Regions from separate parts of the Homo sapiens genome. Here region 2 is linked to region 1. Evidence: read pairs that join two places in POLR2A ChIA-PET (ENCODE). Cell type or tissue: CD4-positive, alpha-beta T cell. All regions are shown on one strand. Each heading gives the region's core, and the rest is flanking DNA. Links, peaks and the distances in the headings are about the cores only. Region 1 holds the start of MMP23B (matrix metallopeptidase 23B). Region 2 overlaps SSU72 (SSU72 homolog, RNA polymerase II CTD phosphatase).

Evidence for each region. ChIA-PET counts read pairs that join two places held together with the same protein. Peaks named below come from ENCODE experiments on the same cell type or tissue, not always from the same donor. Only the 100,000 strongest peaks of a DNase experiment are listed, where the experiment ranks them.
Region 2: POLR2A ChIA-PET joins it to region 1 with 6 read pairs; 8 of 35 experiments call an interaction of 5 or more read pairs at or near these places.

The regions. Positions count from the first base shown.
Region 1 is chr1:1,627,694-1,633,046 of GRCh38, reverse strand. It overlaps MIB2 (MIB E3 ubiquitin protein ligase 2), which reads right to left. Exons shown (of 20, transcript NM_001170687.4): 13 at 5,218-5,353; 14 at 4,868-5,028; 15 at 4,648-4,774; 16 at 4,325-4,558; 17 at 3,736-3,914; 18 at 3,481-3,662; 19 at 3,343-3,408; 20 at 2,442-2,755. The coding sequence ends at 2,517. It overlaps MMP23B (matrix metallopeptidase 23B), which reads right to left and starts at 874. Exons shown (of 8, transcript NM_006983.2): 1 at 673-874; 2 at 134-264; 3 at 1-66. The coding sequence starts at 828. It overlaps LOC124903821 (a long non-coding RNA gene), which reads left to right and starts at 1,261. Exons shown (of 3, transcript XR_007065352.1): 1 at 1,261-1,402; 2 at 2,472-5,353. RefSeq lists enhancers at 1-167, 2,268-2,831, 4,241-4,340 and silencers at 2,321-2,470, 2,571-2,820. In CD4-positive, alpha-beta T cell, for the core only: no CTCF peak of the experiment used is centred there; DNase peaks (open chromatin) are centred at 1,506, 2,606, 3,136, 4,006 and 5 weaker places; H3K4me3 peaks cover 2,391 bases; H3K27me3 peaks cover 248 bases.
Region 2 is chr1:1,544,937-1,550,289 of GRCh38, reverse strand. It overlaps SSU72 (SSU72 homolog, RNA polymerase II CTD phosphatase), which reads left to right. Exons shown (of 5, transcript NM_014188.3): 3 at 5,288-5,353. Among named protein-coding and RNA genes, the nearest start is that of TMEM240, 7.0 kb to the right of the region's middle. In CD4-positive, alpha-beta T cell, for the core only: no CTCF peak of the experiment used is centred there; no DNase peak of the experiment used is centred there.

The DNA of each region.
Region 1 (5,353 bases), core at 354-5,353:
AAGGCGGCAGCTAGGGCCCGCCGCGTCTCCCGCGGGCTCAGCAGGTTCCGCGGGAAGGAGAGGATCCTGCAGGGAGAGTGAGCTCAGCGGGCGCCGGCCGCGCCCCCTCCCCCGGGGCCCAGCCAGGGCGCACCTGTAGGTGAGGTTGAAGTGGTCCCAGCGCAGCCTGGCTGGAGTCAGCGTGTAGCGGCGTCTGCGGGGGGCCAGTGGGCCCGGGACCCGGGTGGGGGGGACCGCCGAGAGGCCCAGCGCAGCGACGTCTCCCTTCAGGGAAGAAAGCGTGCGTGGGAGGCATCGGTGACGGTCCCCAGGACCAAAAACTGCCGCGGAAAATGGACTGGAAGGAAACGGGGGTGGGGGTGCCCAGGGCTGGGAGCGGGCGTGGCGGGTCCTGTCTGCCTGTGGTTTCGGGTCTCCTAACCTGAGCGCCCTGTTGCACGTCCCTGGGAACGCGGCCCAGTGGAGGGGAAGGGGCTGAACAGCAGGGCGAGGCCTCCCACCCCTCCCAACAACTGGACACAGGGGCGTCCAACCCTCCGACCTCGGGACGCACATCCGGACCCTCAAACACCCCGCACACCCCGCACACGTCCTGCGGGCCCCCCGATAGACCAGACCCACAGACGTGAGGACCCCCCCAACCCGGCACCTGGCCTCCCCCCCGCCGCTCACCTGCGCTGCGCTCCAGGCCGGCACCGCCGGGGCCCCCAGCCGGGCCAGCAGCACCAGCGCGGGGAGGAGGCACAGGGCGACCAGCGCGGCTCCAAGCCAGCGGCGCTCGACGCCTGCCCCCGGGGCCTCCGAGGGGACACGGGCCCCGCGGCCCATGGCAGACTTGCTGTGGGGCTCAGGGCTGCATGGGGCAGCAAGGCGCGGGGGCCCGGGCCGCAGAGCCTCCGGGGAGGATCCGGAGGGGAGGCAGTGGCTCGGCGGCTCGGGTTACAGCCCGGTGTGGTGGGGGGGAGGGAGACGGGGCGGGAGAGGGGGCAAGGCTGCCCCTGAAGGGAACCAGCTGGCCCGTCCGTTGGCCGAGCTGCCTGCTGTCTCCAGCCGGGGGCATGGGGACCCGCGTCCCGTGGGCCAGGGGCAGAGGCCTGGGCATGGCCTGCTGGGCGGGGTCCTCGGAGGGGGGAGCGAAGAGGGCCCCAGGCAGCCCGGGAAGGGCAGCGCCAGGGCTCCCGCTTAGGAAAGGGTAGCAGTGGGGGTCCCCAAGCCCCCACTGCTGGGCAGTGAGTGATCTGGTGGCTTTTTTCCCAAATGGAATCCTCAAAAAACCCCTGAGCCCCACATGAGCGGAGTCTCCATCCTGGCCCAGGCAGCTGAGCTGGGCCGCAGGAGACGCGTCGCTCGCCTGACAGTGTCCCCGAGAGCTGGGAGGGGATGGCCGGATGGGGACGTGGCAGTGAGTATGGGGCGGTGGAGGGGGAGGCGGGGAGGGGGTGCGTGGGTAGGCAAGGGCCGCGGAGGGTGCCAGGTTGCGGGGCGGAGGGAGGGAACTTGCCAGGGTCTCCCGGGGAGCCGGGAAGGGGCGGGCCCTGGCTGCGGGAAGCCCCGTGGAGGGTAGCGCGTGAGGTGGAGGGTGTGTGGCTCCTAAATCCCCGGCTAGGCCCCAGCAAAGGGGAGAGGGAGACGGGAGGGACGGGAAACGGAGCTAAGCGCCGGGCCTGGAGGTCTGGACCGGTCCTGATTGGGGGCGGGGGCGGGGAGCTCGGAGACCCAAAGGTTCGACGGGGCGGCCGGCGTCCAGGCGCGAGCGGCTCTGGGCTGGGACCGAGACCGGGCACCGGCGTCCCGCGGGGCGGGGGTGGGGGATTGGGCAGAGGAGCAGGAGATTCCGAGCCAGACCGGCCTGTGTCTGTCTCGTCCCTCCCCGTTTTCCGCGCCGGCGTCGGGCCCAGGGTGACGGCAGCCCGGCCAACGGGGTCAGCGCCAAGCAGCTGGCGGCGGCCGCGGGCGGTTCTTGGAAAGCGCGAGAGGCTGGGCCTGGCCGCCGTATTTGCTCCGACACCGCCCCCCGCCCCCCCAGCTCGTCACCCCGCCTGCGTGCGCCCGGCCCCCAGACCCTGCCTGGGACGCCCCCCAACTAACTCCCTGCTGGGACGGGACCCCACAGCCCTGGGGAGTGTCGGGCCCCTTGGATCAGAGCGCGAGTCCCCGCGGCCGCCCCCAGGACGGAAGAGCGAGGGGGGCCCGGGGGCAGACACAGGAGTCCCCGCCCCGTCGGACCCGGGCCTGGGGGGCGGGAGGCGGCCGTGCCCGCGCCTGGAGGGTGTCCTGGCCCGAAGGCCGCAGTCCGGGCGGGAGTCTGGACCCGAGAGCCTGGGGCGGGCGGGGCGGACCCAGGGAAGGGCCCCCCCCCCCTCGCCCCCAGGCTCGCCCGCGTGTCCCGAGGGGAGGACCCCAGAGGCGCCCGGTCCCCCAGGCAGACAGCAGAGGCAACGTCCGAGAATCTTTCTTTTTATAAAACACAGGGCGGGGGCACGCGAAGGCAGCTCGGGCGCGGCGGACGGCGCGGCTCACACGAAGATCTGGATGCGGTCGCGGATGGGCTGGCGGCAGATGGGGCAGGCGCTGAGCGCGGAGCCGCAGGGGGCGCATGCGCCGTGGCCGCACTGGAACACGAGGCGGATGTGGCTGTCGATGCAGATGGGGCAGGTGATGCGTTCCTCCATCTGCCGGTAGCGGCTCTGCAGCTCCTCCACCAGCTGGCGCGGCGGGCCGGGGGCGGGGGCGGCGCTCGCCACCTCAGAGCCGTCTGCGGGGTGGGGGACGGGTGTGAGCTGGGAGGCCGGGTGGGGGAATGCGGGGAGCAGGGAGCTGCGGGGGGGCGAGGCTGGGGGCGGGGTGTCACCTGGGACGGGTTGTGACCTGCAAGGGGGGCTGGCGGGGTGGGTGATTTGGAGGCAGAGGTGGGGCCCGGGTGCGGGCAGGAGGTGAGCCGTGGAAATCAGGCATAAGGTGGTGTGCGGGCTGGAGTCAGGGCTGCAGGTGGGCTGTGAGCTGGGCCGGGGTGTGATGGGGGGGCGGTGCTCTGGGTGGGCTGTGATCTGGGGTGGGGCTATGGAGGGAGTGTGATCTGGGAGGGGCCGTGAAATCCAGCGGGGCTGGGGTGTGATGGGGGAGGAGGGTGTTACCTTGAGGCGGGGCTGTGGGCCGGGTGTGATCTGGAGCAGGCGGGGCTGGGGGCTGGGGGCTGGGGGGCCGGGTGTGAGCCTTGGGAGGGCGGGGTGTAACCTGGGGAAGGGCCATGGGCGGAAGTGTGGGAGGGAAGGGGTGGGGGACGGGGACCCGCGGGCCACCAGCTGAGCAGGAGGCGTGTTGGGGGCGCAGAGCCTCACCCACCTGGGCGCAGTTTCTTGCTGACGACCACCTGGCACCTGATGCACTTCTTCATCCTGCGCGCGCACTCTGCGAAGAGGAGAGCGCGGTTGGCTGCGGCCCTACTAGCCGGGCCTCCCCACCCCGGGGCCCCCCACTCACCCTCACACACGGTGCGGTGCTGGCACGGCGAGAACAGCACCAGCAGCGCCAGCTCGGAGCACACCAGGCACTCAGCGGCCTCGGGCCCCGGCGCGGCGCCCACGTGCAGGTTCGTCACGGTGTTGGGGGTCCCGAGCGTTTGCCTGGGGCCCGGGGCCGCGCCCCCGCCCGCCTGCCGCTCCCTGCAGGGGGAGGAGGCGGCTTGAGAGGGGCCCGGAGGCCGCCGGACCCCATCCCCGCCGTCCACGGACTCACCGGAAGCGCTGGGCGCAGCCCTGAAGGGCCTTGAGCACGCGACCCTCGGCGGCCAGGTCCAGCGGGCTCCGACCGCGGTGGTTGGTGTAGCTCACGTCGGCGCCCTCCAGCGCCAGGAAGCAGGCGACCGCCGCGCCCACCGTCAGCTCCGCGCTGCCGGGGAGGCCCGAGGCCTGTAGCTGGGCGGCAGGACAGACGCCGGTGAGGGCGGGCGCCGGGGCAGGCCCGAGGGAGGCGTCTCCTGGCACCTGGCAGCCCCAGCAGCCGGCGCCCCATGTCTAAAATACAAGGCAAGGGCACCTCTTCCGGAACCCAAGTGGGACAGGCAGGAGGGGCGCCCTGCTAGGTGAGCTCTGAGACCCTAAGCTCCACCTCTCCCCATCCCATGGGCACCACCCCTTTCCCAGGCTGCCTAGGGGTGCAGGCTGAAGGATCACATAGAACTTGGCTCCCATCTGCTCCACCCCCAGAACGCCTGGCTCCCTGGGCCATCACTGGAGGGGAAGGTGGACAGTGGCACAGGCCCTGCCCAGAGCCTGCTGCCGGCGCCACCGCAGCCTCTCCAGCACCCCACGCCACACTTCCTCACCCTGGACAGCAGCTGCAAGGGCCCTGGGTCCCCCCCGGCCCCATCAGCCACCAGGGGCAGCAGCTGATGACGCTGCAGCGCCACGTGCAGGGCTGTGTCCCCCTCCTCGTCCTCGGCGTTGACACTGCACCCAGCGTCCACCAGTAGCGGCACCAGCCCCACGTGGGCCTGTTGCACGGCGAGATGCAGCGGGGACTGCAGCTTCCGGTTGCGCACGTTCACGTCACAGCGGCCCTGGGGAGGGGTGGGGACGGGCTCAGCCCAGGGACCCCAGTGGGCCTCCCGCTCCCCGGTCCTTGGGCAGGACTGGGCCGCGTCCGCACCTCCCGGATGAGGATCTGGGCCACCTCGCGGTGGTTGTTGAGGGCAGCCAGATGCAGCGCCGTGAAGCCGTCCTCCTTCTTGGCGTCCACCAGCTGCCGCGCCCGAGCCAGAATCTTTCTCACAGCTCTGTGGAGCAGGGAGGTTGGTCTGGGACCTGGGACTGCCCCCAGGCAGCACAGCAAGAGGCCGGCTGCAGCTGTGTGCCCACCCCACACTCACAGCGCGTGACCCTTGAGGGAGGCATGGTGCAGCAGGGTGAAACCCTGGCTGTTGGTGGCGGTAACATCGATGTTTGGCACCTCCGTGAGGACCTCGACAATGCCGCTGGCTCCAGTGCCCGCCGAGATGGCGGAGTGCAGGGGCGTGTCCGAGTGGGCGTCCTGCTGGGGCGGAGTCAGTGGTCACCTGGGGGTGACTTCTGCTTGGGTCAAGAGCCAGGGCACCCAGGGAGCAGCACTCACGGGCAGGGGGCACCCAGGCCAGGGAGCAGCACACATGGGCAGAGGGAACCCAGGCCAGGGACAAGCACTCACGGGCAGGGGGCACCCAGGCCAGGGAGCAGCACTCACGGGCAGGTTGACGTCACAGCCGCGCTCACACAGGGCCCGCACCACCTCCAGGAAGCCCCTCTGCACGGCCACGTGCAGTGCTGTGCTCTGGGTGCTGTTGATGGCGTCCGCCCGGCACCCAGCACTCAGGAGCACC
Region 2 (5,353 bases), core at 276-5,275, 83 kb after region 1:
CCGGGCTGGCGTGGAGGATGGCGGGGGTTGTCTGCTGGTTGGGTGGCATGTGGACTTGTCTTGGATGCCATGATTTATATACATATATATATATATACTTTTTTTTTTTTTTTTTTGAGACACTCTCGCTCTGTCTCAGGCTGGAGTGTAGTGATGTGATCTCGGCTCATGGCAATCTCCCCTCCCAGGTTCAAGTGATTCTTGTGCCTCTGCCTCCGGAGGAGGCTGGAATCACAGGTGTGCACCACCATGCCTGGCTAATTTTTGTATTTTTAGTAGAGAAGACGGGGTTTTGCCATCTTTTTTTTTTTTTTTTGAGACAGAGTCTCGCTCTTGTCACCCAGGCTGGAGTATAGAGGCGCAATCTCGGCTCACTGCAACCTCCACCTCCTGGGTTCAAGCTATTCTCCTGCCCCAGCCTCCTGAGCAGTGGGATTACAGGCACCCGCCACCATGCCCGGCTAATTTTTTATATTTTTAGTAAAGATGGGGTTTCACCATGTTAGCCAGGATGGTCTCGATCTCCTGACCTTGTGATCCACCCGCCTCGGCCTCCCAAAGTGCTGGGATTACAGGCGTGAGCCACTGCGCCCAGCCATAATTTTTGTACTTTAGTAGAGTCAGGGTTTTGCCATATTGGTCAGGCTGGTCTCGAACTCCTGACCTCAGATAAGCCATCCGCCTCGGCCTCCCAAAGTGGTGGGATTATAGGTGTGAGCCACCATGCCTGGCTGCAGCCTTTTTTTTTCTTTTTCTTTCTTTTTTTTTTTTGAGACAGAGTCTCGCTCTGTCCCCCAGGCTGGAGTGCGGTGGTGCGATCTTGCTCACTGCAAGCTCCGCCTCCGGGTTCACGCCATTCTCCCGCCTCAGCCTCCTGAGTAGCCGGGACTACAGGCGCCTGCCACCACGCCTGGCTAATTTTTTGTGTTTTTAGTAGAGACAGGGTTTCCCTGTGGTAGCCAGGATGGTCTCGATTTCCTGATCTTGTGATCCACCTGCCTCGGCCTCGCAAAGTTCTGGGATTACAGGCGTGAGCCACCGTGCCCGGCCCCAGGCTGGTAATTTTTTATTTTTTGTAGAGGCAGGGTTTCTTTGTTGCTCTGTGTGGACAGAAAGCTTAGTTTGTTTCTCTGATGGTTAGTCCCCCACAGAATTTTAACGTGATTCTGTGTTGATGACACTTTCTGTTGCATGAGACAATATTCCAGATCTCTCTGGGTCCCTCCTGGATTCAAGGCATCCTCCTGCCTCGGCCTCCCGAGTAGCTGGGACCACAGGTATGTGTCACAGCCCAAGGCCTCCAGCACAAGCCTTATTCTCCCATCCCCAGACTCAGGAGGCCATGCAGCCACACACCGGGGGAGGGTTCCAGACGTCACTGTGGGACGGGAGTGACACCAACAGGGCAGGGAGGGCCAGGACATTGGCTCATGCTGGCCGGTGGCCTCTCGGGATTGGCCACACGTGCTCAACCCATGGGAATCTCACTCAAGGGTCTGATGGGCCTGCTCCTCCTGTTTACGCCAAAGTCCAGAAGGCCTCCGGGGGCGAGTGGGAGGACGCAGAGTGGGTGAGCGGAGCTACCTTCCTCACCGCGGTCCATGTGGAAGCCAGGGCAGGGGAGGGGCCTGCCCACTGCACCCACCCCCAGCACCCCACCCCGTGGCTGCCACATCTCACCTCTGGACAATTTTCTTGGCCCATCCTTGGGAGTTTTTTTTTTTTTTTTTTTTTTGAGACAGAGTCTTGCTCCTGTCACCGAGGCCAGAGTGCAGTGGCATGATCTCAGCTCAGTGCAGCCTCCGCCTCCTGGCTTCAAGCAATTCTCCTGCCTCAGCCTCCAGAGTAGCTGGGACTAAGGCGCCTGCCACGACGCCTGGCTAATTTTTGTAATTTGGTATAGATGAGTTTCACCATATTGGCCAGGCTGGTCTCAAACTCCTGACCTTGTGATCCGCCTGTCTCAGCCTCCCAAAGTGCTGGGATTACAGGTGTGAGCCACCGCGCCCAGCTGGGAGTTTATTTCTTAGATGTGTGTTAACTTCAGCTGAGGCTCCTGTGTGCCTCTGTTTCATGGCCTTCGGGTGTTGGCCGCCCTCTACTGAACGTGGTCCCTGAGGCCGCAGGGACTGTGCAAAGCCGGATGTCCAGGCCCTGGGAGTCCAATGGGGGCAGTCGATTCTATGGATGGCACATCCTCTTTGCCTGCCCTGCCCTGGGCCCTCTCTTGGCCCACTTTTCTGGGTACGTTTCAGGCCCTCATGCCCAGTTGGGGCCCTAGCATGGGTCAGGCCCTCCGCCTGGTGTCGCCTTCTTGCCCGGGCTGAGTCTTTGGTTTCTTTCTTTGTGGGTTCAATGTCGAACGCTTTGCGTCAGTGGGACTTCTGCAGGACCTGGGCGGCGCAGGTGTCCGGAAGATGGGACAGGTTTCTGTTCCGATGGCGCCTCTCTCCCCTTCCTCCCGCCCGGCAGTACTTAGGTTCTTCCTTCAGAAAGGATTTCCCCATGACTTGAAGAGCAGGCTCTCGCACGCAGGCCCGAAACCTGCTCAGCCTCCCCGTGGCCCTGAGCCTGTCTATTGAAGGCCCCGCCTCACCCGCCAGCGGCTCCTGTCCTCTCGCCTTGCTCTGAGCCTTTGCCTCGTGGCACTCACTGGCACCGTGGTTTTGCTGCCGGAATTCAGGTGGGATCTTGCGTCCCTGTGAGCTCATGGCTTGGTCTGTGGTCCCTTTGGTCCTCCTCAGGTCCTCACAGCCTCTGGTGGGGCTTGCAGGTCTAGCCCTCTGGGCGGGGCCTCACCTCGCATCTCCTCGCCAGGAGATCCAGAAGGGTGGCTGCTCGCTCATCCTTGTGTAGCTGAGGAGGCTGCTGCTTTGTCCCTGAAGTAGACATTTCTCCTTAACTGAATGATTCTTAATTTATTGCCTCATCTACATAAATAGTTGAGAATGACGTAAAGGAGGAAAGGACTTAGAACTGTCCAGGCCTCAGGGAAGAGCTGGCCTTGAACGTCCATGAGCTCTGCCAGCCAGTGACACCAGTCCCATCCCCAGGAGCCCCCACGGCCTCACCCCCGGCTGTGTCTTGCTCAGGGATGTGCAGGGAGGGTGATCCCTGTGCCCACCATGAAGCTGCCACTGGACCCCTGCACCCTGACCCCGGTTCCTCTCCGTGAGCCGGTCCCTGCACCTGCCCCTCTGCATGTGGCTGCACACAACAAGGTCAGGCCGTCTTGAGCTCTTTTTTTTCTTTTCTTTTTGAGACGGTGTCTTGCTCTTGTTGCCCAGGCTGGAGTGCAGTGTCACGATCTCAGCTCACTGCAAGCTCCGCCTCCCAGGTTCAAGCTTCTCCTGCCTCAGCCTCCCGAGTAGCTGGGATTACAGGTGTGAGCCACCGCGCCCGGCCTTTTTTTTTTTTTTTTTTTTTTTTGTTGTTGTTGTTGTTTTCCAGAAGGAGTTTTACTCTGTCGCCCAGGCCGAAGTGCCGTGGTGTGATCTCGGCTCACTGCAACCTCCGCCGCCCGGGTTGAAGCAACTCTCGTGCCTCAGCCTCCTGAGTAGCTGTAGCTGAGATTACAGGTGTGTGCCGCCCCACCTGGCTAACTTTTGTATTTTTAGTAGAGACGGGGTTTCACCATCTTGGCCAGGCTGGTCTCAAACACCTGACCTCAGGTGATCCACCCGCCTCGGCCTCTCGATGTGCTGGGATGACAGGTGTGAGTCGCCACGCCCGGCCTCCTAGAATGCTGGGATGACAGGCGTGAGCCGCCGCACCCGGCCTCGAGCTCTTCTTTCCGCAGACTTTGATTCTCAGCGGCTGAAGGACTAAGTTCCCCAGAGATGGACCCGGGTGTCATAGCTGCTTCCAGGGGCCTCGGGGACACAGGCGGGACTCCAATGTGCAGGAGGAGACACACGTCAGGGGTGGGTGTGTGACTTCCACGCTGCTGACAGTGACCCAAGGATGCAGCTCAGGGTCAGATGCCGTTAGATCAACCACTTCAATGTATTATAAAACTATTATAAAAACTATTTTTGCTACCCAGGAAGGTAGCTGAGTTCACTTAGAATTCCTGTCAGCTAGGCTGTTTATCTGAAAGTGGTTACTTGTCCCTGACCATCTGGAATGGCTCAAATGAGCTCCTGCAGACCACAGAGCTCATCTTTGGGAACCCAGTCTCTCTTTTTGGGGAAGTGAGCCCCTTCCTTGGGAACCCCTGAGGCCAGGCATGGCCACTGTGGATGGTGGGAGGATGCCCCACCCTGAGGACCCCAGAGGCTCCTGTGGCCCCTTCCTGGGACTGCTGGGGCCGGTGTGTGTCAGCGTTCACCCCAAGGCCCCCTTTCAGCTGGGCTGGACGCCAAGTGCCTTCAGGCCTCATCCTGCCCTCCACCATCCCATAGTCAGTGAGGCTGTGGCATCTCCCTCCTCGACTGTCTTGCCCTCTTGGTTTTTGTATCAGCGTTTTCCAGGCTGATTGCTGCTGAACCTTCTGTTTTTTTTTCTTTTTCTTTTTGAGACAGTCTTGCTCTGTTGACCAGGCTGGAGTGCAGTGGCATGATCTTGGCTCACTGCAACCTCAGCCTCCCGATTAGCTGGGATTGCAGGCATGTGCCACTATGTCCGTCTAATTTTTGTATTTTTAGTAGAGACGGGGTTTTACCGTGTTAGCCAGGATGGTCTCGGTCTCCTGACCTCGTGATCCGCCCACCTCGGCCTCCGAAAGTGCTGGGATTACAGGCATAAGCCACTGCGCCCGGCCTGGAGCTTCCTTTCTTTGGGTTTTCCGATGTTCTTGACTCTGTTGTAGCTGAGCTAGACTGGGGACTGGGTTTCCGGGTTTGCTTTGTCTCTGCTGAAGGGCTGAGGTTTCAGAGCCAGCATGCACTGCACAGGGAGCAGAGGGAGGAAGAAGGATCCGACTGCGGAGACACAGTGACTGAGGCCAAGGGCAGCTTGGGCCGGGCCAGCAGTGAGGGGAGAGGTCTGGGTAGAAGGTGTCATGCTGGGCGGGGGCGGGGGGTGTCCTGCGGGCCTTGGGTCTTTTTGCCGAGTTGGGGGACAGCGAGGAGCAAGCACCTGCCATCGCCCACTTTGTTTTCTGTGGGACCTCCTAGGACAGTGAGGCCCCTGCCTCACCAGGGCATGGCCCACTCCGCTGTCCAGGCCTTCGTCCCGGCTGCCTCTGCTGTGGGGCAGGGAAGGGGCTGGGTGTCCAGGACACAGGCGCTTCCAGGCTTCATACACAGATGCCTTTTCTCTGACGTTCCTTAACTCCCATGTGTAGCTATACACAGAATGGGATTTTACATATGCTGGACAGAAATAAGAGAATCAAGCCCCGGCCAGAAAG